2 separate regions of the Homo sapiens genome follow, and region 2 is linked to region 1. The links are chromatin contacts, found by Hi-C or POLR2A ChIA-PET in ENCODE. All regions are on one chromosome and are shown on one strand. The core of a region is the stretch at or near the end of the contact, and the rest is flanking DNA. Distances in the headings are between cores, read along the strand shown.

Region 1 (2,925 bases), core at 271-2,770:
TATTGATACCGTACTCTAACCATTTATTCCAGTTTTGTCACTTGAGTCAATATCCTCACAGCATTTTTTCCACTCCCAGACTGGACCCAGCCTCTGGCTGTGATGTTTCTTTAGCCTTCTTAAATCTGGAACGTTTCCAGAGTCTTTTAAAATTTTTGATGACATTGACATTTTGGAGGGATGCAGAGGGCCCCTAACCCCTTTTTAATAGACTACTTTCCACTTGGGTTCACCTGGTGCTTCTCTGTGCTTAGATGAGGTTATACACAGCAGGTTGTGGCCTCATACAGTGGCAGGGCATCTTCTCAGAACCTTGCCCCTGGAGCATTTTATACCTCTCCTGCCCTGGTGATCTCCCAGGCATGGTGCTGGCTGATAACATCACTGTGAATTACAATTTCCTTCCCTCCTCTGTAAGAAAGAAGCAATCTGTGGGCAATCATTTTATGACCATGGAAATGTCCTGTTCCTCATCAACCTGCCCTAGATTCAGCACCCCTTGATGATTCTTGTCTCTGCGCCAGCTGCAAACGACACTTCTCCAGCCCCATGCCCTCCACCCATAGTCTGGTCCTCAGCGCTCTGCCTGAGCAAGAACCCACCTCCTCTCCCGTCTATAGGTTTATTCATTTATCTATTTCTTATCCATATGGACTCACAGATTTCTATATTTTGCATCACTTATTTGGGTGTTCAAACTGTCATCTGGAAAGTTTTTCTTTTAATTGATGAGAGTGAATTACTTTCATTGTAAGAAGTAAAAACTTGTCAAAGAACTTTTACTAAATTTCTCTAGTAGTGATAAATCCTCAATTTAGATAGCCAGCTATTTTTAAATGTTCAGTGTTCTAAAAATTCTAACACATCTTGAACTTTGACCACCTTTTTTTATTTTCAGCTATTTGGTGATGTTTGCTTCCACTGCAATCGTGTTATAGAAGGTGATGGTAAGTATCTGTGTGAGTTTTAGATTGGTGCCACTTTGACACAAAAACACTTGGGTAATGTGGAAATTCAGGTTGGTGATTGTATGGTTTGAAATGTGATCGTTATCAGTTACTTTTTCTCTATCTTTGGCGTATTTTCCAAGTAATCTGTAGCAGTAAGATGATAATATCAAAGAGTTGGATTTGTTACTGATTTATGACACTACTTTCGGCCACTGCTGCAGTGTTGTATGCCAGCAATCATGGGAACTGTCCCTGGTGGACCCTAAGACCTGTTTGTGTCCAGTTTCAGGAAGCTCTAGAACAACGTTTATTAGGAACAGTTTAATCTGCTATCGTAGTTAGGAAGAGGCACTTTAACCTGCACATGCTAAAAGCTGGCAGTTATCAGCAAGCATATCTAGGACTTACCACCCTTGTACTGTGGTAATTAGGCTGGGCTGATTGATTGGAACAGAAAGGAAGCAGCTGTGTTTGCTAAGACTCGCTAACACACTTCTGCCAGAGACTTCCTGGCAAAGTTTTGAACAATCCTGTTTTCAGCATGATTCATGGCTCCCTGCAGACATCACCTAATTCAGGAAATACTTTTGAAACACTGTTCATGTGCAGTTTGTGAAAACAATCCAGGAAAACAATCTTTAGTGCCATTGAAAATAAAACTTACCTCCCTCCTCTGTGAAATAGATGCCAGGTGAAAGAAGCTGCAAAGGAAACTGTCTTCTTATCATCAGCTCTGGAAAAAAGACTCCTACAGGGGCAAATAAGTTAATGTCTGGATTTTTGAAAATTATTTACCTAGTTCATATTTCCATGTTGGGCCAACAGCAGTAGGGACAGAAACAGCAAGCTCACCTAAACAACATGGTGCATGGACAGTTGCCACATGTGCCCAGGCCAAGGGGGCACAGTTGCTGGTGTAAGACATGGCACACATCATTTATAACTTCACAGGATACTTAAGGATGGGGGAAGATTAAAGTCAGCCCTCCGTATCCAGGGGCTGGATCCAAACATCCGTGGATTCAACCAACTATGGATCAAAAATATTTAGAGAAAAATAACAATATAACAGTACAAATAGTACAGTATAATGACTATTTACATATCATTTACATTGTACTAGGCATTATAATTAACCTAGAGATGATCTAAAGTATACGAGATAGGACCAGGCTCAGTGGCTCACGCCTGTGATCCCAACACTTTGGGAGGCCAAGGCGGGCAGATCAACTGAGGTCAAGAGTTCAAGAGCAGTCTGGCCAACATGGTGAAACCCCATCTCTACTAAAAATACAAAAACTTAGCTGGGTGTGGTGGTGCATGCCTATGATCCCAGCTACTCGGGAGGCTGAGACAGGAGAATCACCTGAACCCGGGAGGCAGAGGTTGCTGTGAGCCAAGATCACACCATTGCACTCCAGCCTGGGCAACAAGAGCAAAAACTTCGTCTCAAAAAAAATAAATAAATGTATACAAGACAATGTACATAGGTTATATGCATTTTATATCAGGGACTTGAGCGTCTGAGATTTTGGTATCCTCACAGCATCCTAGAAACAGTATCCTGCACATACTGAGCAACAACTGTATACATAAAGGTTGAGGGCCGGGTGTGGTGGCTTATACCTGTAATCCCAGCACTTAAGGAGGCCGAGACAGGAGAATTTCTTGAGGCCAGGAGTTCGATACCAGCCTGGGCAACAGAGCAAGACCTCCATCTCTACAAAATAAAAAATTAGCCAGGTGTGGTAGCACACACCTATGGTCCCAGCTACACAGGAGAACGAGAGGAGAAGATTGCTTGAGCCCAGGAGTTCGAGCTGTGATCGCACCACTGCAATACAGCCTGGACAACAGAGCGAGACCCTGTCTGAAAAACAAAAGAAAAGAAGCTCTCAGGAAAGAGGTTCTTGGCTGGGCATGGTGGCTCATGCCTATAATCTCAGCATTTTGGGAGACCGAGGCAGGTAGATTG
Region 2 (2,925 bases), core at 229-2,728, 83 kb before region 1:
ACACTGCTAGCAACAGCTGGGAAGAAATCATAAAGTGAATTTTCCACAGATAAACCAGCCAGAAATAACACCAGACTGCCAAGTCAGATGTGATTTCTTAGTCATAAAAGGTACTTTTCATTCCTGTAATCCTGATTGGCCTGGTCAGTAATTAAAAGTCAACATTCAGTTTTATTTTACTTATTTCTAGGACCATTGTAGAATCCTTCAGTCATTACATATCTGGTGAGACCCTAGTGGTAAGTAAAGGATATCCATGCACTTGAGGGGAAGGAAGTGTTCACACATGAAATAGCTAGAATAGTAACAAAGCTCCCTTTAAATTCAGACAATAGCAGTGAGCTACTGGTAACAGCCCAAAGGAGAAAATGAGCAGCAGCCAGAATTTTGAGATTAATTTTAATAATTTATTAATGAATGCACCAGCAGAGAAGAGGTGGGAAGGATATGGTCGACAAGTGGTAGGAGTAAAAAATTCAGCTGTGGGGAAGGGGTAGCTTTTGCTTAGAAAGTTCACCACAGACCCCTGCCCTCTAAGTTATGGTGAATTCTGTGGAAGTGATTAGAGTGGAGAAAAAGGAACAAAGAGGGTTGGAATCCAGACGTTCCATGACTAACCCCAAGATGACTAAACCAGCTACTGAATGCACCCACAGAAAGGGAAGTGACATTTACTGAGAACACATTTAGTGTTGCTGAACGCTTAAAATGCTTTCTTTGTGTTCTCAGTCCTTACCAGTCTGTGAGGGGGGTTTATTTTGTCTACATTACAGATGAAGAATCTCACCTGCAAATGAAGAAAGTTGGCTGGCCGACAGGAGATCGTTTGAAATGAAAGGATTCCAGGGTTTCTTTCTACTGAGCGTATTCAATAAGCAGGGCTTATTATACTATCTAGAATGGTGCTATCCTGTAGAAATACAATGTAAGCAGCATGTGTAGTTTTAAGATTTTCTAGTAGCCATTTAAAACAGGAAAAAAGAGATAGGGAAGATTAATTTTAATAATATGTTTAATTTAACCCAGTATATCAAACTGTCATCATGTCCAAGCTATATACATATCATGTCATCAGCATTTTAAAGTTACCAGGAGAATTCAGTGGGTACTTTAAAGTCCATCTGAATTCAGACTAGCCACATTTCAAGTTGCTACATGTGACTACTGGCTACCAAAGTAGACAGCATAGCTCTAAAAAAAAGGTAGACAGACTCATCCTAAAAAAAAATCGAATGTAGAGGCCCTGCTTTGAAGTCATTGAGAGGAATTATGGTGGGGCAAGAAAGCAGCTTCACCTGAGATGGAAAGCTCTGTGGAAGGAAGGTACCATACATAAAAGCAGGGCTGCTCTTGAAAGAATGTGACCATATCATGCAAGGACATTACTGACTGAAGGGCTATTTATGGAGAGCAGTAAGGTCATACCGACCTTTATCACCACTGCCAGTCGTGACCACAGGAAGGCCCTGTGGTGTTGACTGCTAGATGCTGAACCGTATTTGGGTGGGGGTTGCGAGGATGCTGTGTCTTGGCAAATCTACTAACCATTAGGAGTGGAAACCACAGCCTTTAATGTATGTGTGGATGTCATTCCCAAAGAATCTTTTCTTCCAGTGCCTTTTTCAGATGAGGAGGTGTAATGTGTGCTTGAGGAAGTAAGCATGAACAAACTACCTTATATGGGAATTCCCAGACCTCAGCTCCACCCAGACCAAGATAAATGATGGTTTCAGACTGCTATTCCAGCAAAACAGGGACCATCCTATATTTATAATATTCAGTCATTTCTTCCATGCTTTCTTACTTTAAAAAATGTTCTTGAAATTTTCCCTTGGTCTTCTTTCTTCTTGTGATTCTGCCTACTTTGTTGCCTTTGTCCCACTTAACTATTTTCTTCAGTTTTTCCCATTGTACTTGGTTTATTTTGTTGTTGTTGTTGTTGTTCTGTAGTCAACTGTGTACTAGGAATCAGTGTACCCCCCAGGTCCTGTTCTTGGCTCTCAACTGTGGGACTTTCATTCTGTTCCTTCATCTGAAAAATGAAAAACATTAGAATTAGAGTCCTTTATAATCTTTTAGGGCCCTCATTTTGCAGCTCGTTTGGAGCCTCTTTTTTTTATTGTGGTAAAAAACACATAAAATCTACCACCTTAATCATTTTTAAACTCAACAGTTCAACAGTGTTAAGTACACAAGAAGTTGCACCTATGATAAAATGTGAAATAAGATCTAGAGGCTTGAGGAGAACCTGAGGTTATCTGTGGAGGGTGGAAGGCTTATGCTGAAGTGGCCCCCTGAGAGCAAAGATCAGGAGTAAGGGACGATCTCCTAGTATTCACTTGCAGAAGTGACTTAAAGCTGCTAAAAGGATGTGTGTCAGGGCTTTGGCATTCTGCCGCAGACATAGAAAGACCTGATACTGTTTTGACTTCATGTGTCCCTGTAGCCATTCAGCGGCCAACATTTGTATAGTACTTTATCTTTCTCAGCTTATTTCTAATTAGCGATAATTAATACTCTTAGTATTAATACGAGTTAATTTGTAATTCTTACAAAAGAGTGTGAGATAAATGAGCATGTGCTGTCTTTAATTTCCAAAGGAGGAAATGAAAGGGTCCGTGGAAGATGAGCTGTAGCTGTGGAAGGGGCAGAAAAGCCAGAGGGTGGCTCAGGAGTCTGGTGTTATATATGATAACATTTTAAAAATAAGAGGTGAGGAAAATGGGAGCACACTTTTTGGAAGATTAACATAAATGTAAAATGATTTACAGAACAGATCAATGGAATTCAGTTAGGTCTCAGATTTTACTTTCCCCATTAGGGATGTATGTAAAGAAAGGGCATGTTGGCCGGGCATGGCACACGCCTGTAATCCTAGCACTTTGGGAGGCCAAGATGGGCAGATCACCTGAGGTCAGGAGTTTG

What was found. Hi-C counts contacts between places; a loop is a spot of excess contacts on that map. ChIA-PET counts read pairs that join two places held with the same protein, here RNA polymerase II (POLR2A). Pooled maps may share reads with other maps.
Region 2: a loop to region 1 is called in a map of endothelial cell of umbilical vein, with 24 times the contacts of the local background. The contact joins the enhancer-like site here to the promoter of LIMS1-AS1 in region 1. A Hi-C loop is called at or near these places in 1 of 168 maps with a recorded cell type or tissue (endothelial cell of umbilical vein) and 5 of 50 pooled maps. POLR2A ChIA-PET finds 5 or more read pairs at or near these places in 2 of 52 experiments (HEK293 and MCF 10A).

What each region holds. Positions count from the first base shown.
Region 1 is chr2:108,677,081-108,680,005 of GRCh38, forward strand. It overlaps LIMS1-AS1 (LIMS1 antisense RNA 1), which reads right to left and starts at 1,521. Exons shown (of 3, transcript NR_149074.1): 1 at 1,359-1,521; 2 at 234-411. It overlaps LIMS1 (LIM zinc finger domain containing 1), which reads left to right. Exons shown (of 10, transcript NM_001193483.3): 8 at 899-947.
Region 2 is chr2:108,593,698-108,596,622 of GRCh38, forward strand. All of the region lies in intron 1 of LIMS1 (LIM zinc finger domain containing 1), which reads left to right. Among named protein-coding and RNA genes, the nearest start is that of LIMS1, 61 kb to the left of the region's middle. RefSeq lists an enhancer at 199-1,398 and silencers at 590-679, 700-749. Within about 2 kb of position 1,479, at least 10 of the 41 ENCODE cell types and tissues checked have a DNase peak (open chromatin) inside an H3K27ac peak, as active enhancers do; they include endothelial cell of umbilical vein, where a contact is called at or near this core.